2 separate regions of the Homo sapiens genome follow, and region 1 is linked to region 2. The links are chromatin contacts, found by Hi-C or POLR2A ChIA-PET in ENCODE. All regions are on one chromosome and are shown on one strand. Each heading gives the region's core, a stretch centred on a gene start or an enhancer-like site at or near the end of the contact. The rest is flanking DNA. Distances are from core to core; before and after follow the strand shown. Region 1 holds the start of ARVCF (ARVCF delta catenin family member). Region 2 holds the start of UFD1 (ubiquitin recognition factor in ER associated degradation 1).

Region 1 (2,700 bases), core at 199-2,698, 540 kb before region 2:
CAAGCAACAACCCTATGCCAGGAGGCCAATTGGCACGTCAAGTGCCAGCTCCAATCGATTGATAGTAGCTGCCTGGCTCTGAAAGGCAGCTGGGATCGATTCACCATGCTGCCAGCACACAGATGGACCCAGCGGTGGTCCCAGCAGTGAGTTCTTGCCTTGGGCCATTTCATTTTCTTTGTCCTGGCCAAGGAATGATTGGATGAACACACTGGACTCCCAATATGGGTGGATAAGACAAGAGTGTCTGGTCACACCCCTCCACCACTCATAAGCATGGTTGTGGGCAGTTTGGTTCCCCAGGCGGCCTTGGAGAATGCAATGAGCCGAGGAACTGGTCATCTCCAGGTGCATCCAGGGCAGGAAAGGATGACAGCATGCGTGAGCCAGGGTCACTGGCTAAGAAGTCATCTCAGGACCTCCCCCTAGAAAAGCCCACTGGGCAGCATCCCTGCTGGTTCCCCCCTACACCACAAGGTTACGCAGAGCTGGCGGAGGGTCATGGTCCCACTCATGTCAGGTGCTCTTAATCTGGCAAGGAAATGTAACCTACGTGAATCTCAACAGGCAGTGAAGCACCGTTTCTTCCTGACTCCAGGTAGGGTGAAGAAAATGGGACAGTAGTACGGGGTGCGGGCATAAACGCACAACTCTGCCTCCCCAGACGCAGAGCTGTGGGGCTGTGAGAATGCCAGGAGGAGGTAAGAAAGGGCGGCCCCATGGGGGGCCTGCAGGGTGGGACAAGCCCAAGAGGTCTCTACATCCAGGCCTGGTGGGGGAGGTGAGCCCCTGGTTTACCGAGGGGGTCCCTTCCTGCCCTCGGAAATACTGCAGCTCCTACCTCCATCGTCTCCCCGCTGCGGGGACCCAGGGGCGTGAGGATGAGAGAGCCCCCAGGCCCCAGGGTCAGACGACTGTGTTCAAGCAAGTGAGAACCTCTCTGAGGCTGTTTCCCAACTGTAAAATGGGGATAGCAGCAGAACTCTCTCTCGCGGCTTGCGTGAAGAATACAATTCGATGTCGACAGGAGGGAGCGGCGCGCAGCGCGCAGCGAGTAGCAGGCGCTGAAGAAGGATACCTGTGAACTGGGAGTGGTGGCGGAGGCTACGCGGCCAGAGTCCGGGGAAGGGGCGCCGGCTCTGCCAGTCCCTGCTCGGGGCTGGATGGTCGGGGGATGTTCTCGTAAGTCGGCTGGGAGGGAGCGGTCCCGCGTACCCTGCCACCGCCGCCGCAGAGGTTCGGGCAGGTGCGGGGCCGCGGCCCCTCCGCGAGGGGGCCGGTCATCCGCCGGGACTGACATCCCGGAGGCCCAATGGCAAGCCGTCATCTCCGCGCATCCGCCCAATCGGCGCCGGTTGCCGTGCCGCGCCGGGTCTCTCGACCAATGGGAAAATTTGCTGTCAGATGGGGCGGGGCGGAGATTCGCGTCGCCGGCCCGGTCCGCTTTGCGCACGGGCCGCGTGAGGGCGGGAGGGCTGGCCCGGGGTCTCGGGTTGCGCGCTGGGCCTGGAGGGAGGGGGCGGCCCCCGCACCGGTCCGAGTTGCGGCCGCGTGGACTGCGACCCGCGCCGCGCCGCACCGCGCCGCGCCCTGGGAACGCCGCTCCCCGCGCGCCAACGGACCCGGGGAAGCCCTTCTGGGGTCCGAGGCCGCGCTGCGGGGCCGCCCACGCTGCGCTCCAGGTAAGCCTGAGCCAGTGGGCGGGGTGTGGGACCCGGGGCTGGGGCCTCGGGTCGGAGCCGGGACTGGGGGCGGGGCTGCAGATATGGGACGCATTCCGGGCAGCGGTCCGGACAGGGTCCTATCCCTGGAGTCGAGATCCGGGCGAGGGTCTGGGCCGGACGTCGGAGCCAATCTCCGCCCCACCCGCGTCTTGTCCGCGCGCTCTGCGGCGTCCGAGACCCCGGGCCGGCGGGGGCGGGTCTCTTTGTGCGTGGCCTTGGGGCCCTACCCTACCCGTCCGGGCGTCTTGCACTGAGCACTCCAGCCGAGCGCGGCCCGACCCCGCAGCCGTGCCCGCCCCGCGCGACGCTTGGCGCCTAGCTGCCAGGGCCCTGCAGCCGCCGAAACTTTCCAACAGCCCGAGGGGCGGCAGGCCGGGAACTTTCCTGGGGCAGCGCGCCGCCGGGAAGCTCAGGGGCACCGACGGCCCGGAGGTGTCCTCGCGCCGCGCTGCTCCTGCCGCCTCGGGGGTGAGAGAGGGCGCGCCACCCGGACCCCCGGCCTGGGTCCCCCTCCCCACGCCGCCCTGCGCCCCCTCGGTGCCGGTGCGGAGACATGTCATCTCCACTCTGAGGGAGACTGCTCGGTTTGCTGGGGAGTCGCCCTGGGCAGGTGGCCTGAGAGCTCCAGCCTATTTTAATTTTTAAATAATTAAATATTGGCTGCTTACAATATTTCACCGTTTCTTAGCTATGTGTAATGTAACATACTTAAAATGGAACTAAAGGACTTCAGCTCCCTTTCCCTACATCCAGGCATATTTAGAAATAAGGAAAAGAAAGGTGCCCCGTGGGTATTTTTTAGAGTAGGCTCTTAATGCTGCTGTCTAATAACCTCAGGTGAGTACCCAGGCTGCTGTGGGGGAAACCTCCCCTATGGTATGGGCCAGGGGGGTGCAGTGGGAGCCTCCACCTCTCCCGACCTTAGCTTCTCTGGGGTAGCTGCCTTTACTTCTTCCTACTTCTTAACTACTGCCTT
Region 2 (2,728 bases), core at 89-2,588:
GCCACGACAGATCCAAAGTTTCCCCCAAATGCAACTGCTGTGTTCACCTATTAATATTAATAGCTTATTGCAAAAATACAAACTAGTCTCTTTACCTTTTACTTAATCCTTTATCCCACCCCACACCGTTGGGACAGGGAGGCAACCTCTCCTCCGAGTCTCTCTCCTCTCACTTGCTGTTCACCTCCTGCCCTGCTCCCTCTCCCACCCTAAGCCCTCAGCACCCATCCTGACACTCTGCCCGCCCTGCGCCCCCACGCAGCACCCTCACCTCGCGCGCCGGCCCCGCCCTCCTAGGGTCCGCAGAACTCACCTGAAGGATCTTGCACGCACACAGAGCATCCACGTCCGAGGCCACGAAGAGAAGGACCCTCTATCGGGGAAGAGCAGACCGGCTGAACACGGCGACCCGAACCCCGGCCCTCCCCTGCCTCCCGGTCACCCACGGTCGCTCCCCCTCATCCCTTCCCCACCGGCAAGGCCTCGGCGGGGGTCCCGGACTGGGCGTCACCTGGCTCTGGACCACCTCGTAGAACTCTTTGCGGAAATCGGACACGAACATAGCCACGGCGGCCGGACGCCTGGCGCTCGCGCTGAGGTACCAAGAGCCCGGCGGCGGTCAAGACTCCCGCCAAATCACGGCTCCTCCGATTGGTCCAGGGATCACCAACCAATAGCTTCTTAGTTCCCAGCCTTCCTTTCTTTCTGATTGGGCCACATTGGAGGCGGCCATTAGCGCTCTGCCATTCACGGCCAGAAAACTCCAGCCCGCCCCCAAAGAAGCGTCACCTCTGAGGCCGAACGCAAACACTGTTGCCCCCTTCAACTCTGACTCGCTTTTACCCAGAAAAGCGACGCTGGGCGGACATCTTTACTTTGGGAAGAGAAGCCTACTGCCTCCCACTGGGAACCCTCAGGGAAAGTATACTTCTAACCATACATTAAACTCAGTCACATACCCAATGGGGCAGCATTTACGTTTGCAATAGGTTTTTGGTGTGGTTTGAAGAAGGATTTGTAGCTTAGTTCCGCCCGAGTCCTCGATGGCTGAAGCAGAGGCAGTCTGGGTAGTGCATTGTGGGTAGTGTAGTCGTAAGGACAATGGGCCCTACTAAATTCGTCTGGAGGGGAATACTGTCAACACGTAATTTAAAATAACGTTTAAAAATACCTATAAAAGGGGAAATAAATCACGAAAGGGCATTTTAATGCTTCTACTGAGGGTGTTTTAGAGCCTAGCGTCTTCGCCTGGCCTTTTCTCTTTTGCAGCCGACGCTTTGTCCCGGGCACCCCCCCTCCGGGTCTCGGGTCCGGCACTTCCGGTGAGCCTCTGGGGCGTACCGGCTTGGCGCGGCGGCAGCGGCAGCGGCGGCTGGGAGAGCGGTCGGCGGGGTTTCTTCGTTGCATTGCCTGAGAGGAGCGGAGTCTGCCAGGTGGTGTCCATCATGGTAAGCGCTGACGGGCAGCGGGCGGGGGCTGGGCCTTGGCCCGGGGCCTGAGGTAGGGCCCGGCGGGGCAGGGCGGGGCGGGACGGCGGCGGAGGTGCCGAGTCACCCGGGCCTGAGTCCGGCCTGCAGGCTCATCGGCCGCACCGGGCACAAGCAGGACCCTTGACCACTAACCGCCTGTGGTCGCGTCCGCCGGTCCTGAACGTGGCTCGCATTCTGTCTCAGCCGGACTTGCCCTCCTTGACGAAAGAAAGGAAGGTTTGTGTCCATTCACGGGTTTCCCAAGTGCTGGACGCGCAACAGGTTTCCATAAACCCAAAGTTAGTTGCAAGGTTGCTGGGGATGGGAACAGAATCAGGGCGCTCCCCAGGGAGAATCCGTAGTGGGCATCCCCCGCTCTTGGGGGACACCCAGCTCTTGCCCCAGCTCCGTGAGCTCCGTGCCTACGGGTTCGTGCCTTCGAATCTGTACAGCGGTGTTGTGTTCGGTAATGATAACGATGGAAGCTAATACCTGCTGGTACATTTCCTGTTACACAGCTTTTAACACCTGTACTCCCTCATCGCGGCTTATTTCTTTTAATCCCTACAATCCCTTTGGAAGCAAGGATGATGATGATTTTAAACATGAGAAAACTAACGTTTACAGAGGTACTTTATTCGAGTCACAGAAGTAGGGACTGGAGAGTTGAAGCCAAGTCTGTCTGGCTGCAAAGCACTCTACGGTATTGTCTTCCTGTCACCTGTTTATTTTAGTAAAGACAAGGAATGATTGTTAGATTTTATCCCAAGTGTGTCACTGTCAAACCCTGGCTTATTTCTATTCTTGAGTTCATCCACTCAAGAATACCTGATATGTTCCAGGCAGTGTGCTAGGTCTCGGGATTGAAAAGGAAAGTGAGAGATGGGATCGGGAGCAGCAAAGAAGGGGCAGAAGGTCGGGTTCATGGGTAAACTGCAGGCAGGTTGTTAAGTATGTTGCCCCTTTGTGCGGATTTACCTTTTATATTCAAAGAGAAGAAATGGCTTACATAGGTTGGCTAGTGAGAAGCACTCAAGGGAAGCAAGCCCCTACCCTGTTCTGGCCTTGTTCACCCAGAAACGCTATTTCCTGTGTTATGGTTCTGGCCAAGATTTAGCTGAACAGTTATGCTGCTTAAAAGAAGAAAGACAAAAGATTGGAAATTACTGTGTTAGAGTGCCAGGGAGTAAAGAACCATCCCAGATTTTAGGCGGGAACATGCTATGTTTGCATTTTGGGAGATGGCTAATTCAGCTTGC

What was found. Hi-C counts contacts between places; a loop is a spot of excess contacts on that map. ChIA-PET counts read pairs that join two places held with the same protein, here RNA polymerase II (POLR2A). Pooled maps may share reads with other maps.
Region 1: a loop to region 2 is called in a map of CD14-positive monocyte, with 8 times the contacts of the local background. The contact joins the promoter of ARVCF here to the promoter of UFD1 in region 2. A Hi-C loop is called at or near these places in 1 of 168 maps with a recorded cell type or tissue (CD14-positive monocyte), 1 of 37 single-sample maps with no recorded cell type and 11 of 50 pooled maps. POLR2A ChIA-PET finds 5 or more read pairs at or near these places in 4 of 52 experiments (CD8-positive, alpha-beta memory T cell, H1, PC-3 and 1 more).

Annotation. Positions count from the first base shown.
Region 1 is chr22:20,015,571-20,018,270 of GRCh38, reverse strand. ARVCF (ARVCF delta catenin family member) reads left to right here and starts at 1,448. Exons shown (of 20, transcript NM_001670.3): 1 at 1,448-1,682. It also overlaps a transcript of TANGO2 not described here. RefSeq lists a silencer at 1,157-1,556.
Region 2 is chr22:19,477,803-19,480,530 of GRCh38, reverse strand. It overlaps UFD1 (ubiquitin recognition factor in ER associated degradation 1), which reads left to right and starts at 1,338. Exons shown (of 12, transcript NM_005659.7): 1 at 1,338-1,448. The coding sequence starts at 1,446. CDC45 (cell division cycle 45) reads right to left here and starts at 611. Exons shown (of 19, transcript NM_003504.5): 1 at 512-611; 2 at 314-373. The coding sequence starts at 562. RefSeq lists silencers at 662-711, 1,502-1,571 and an enhancer at 802-1,101.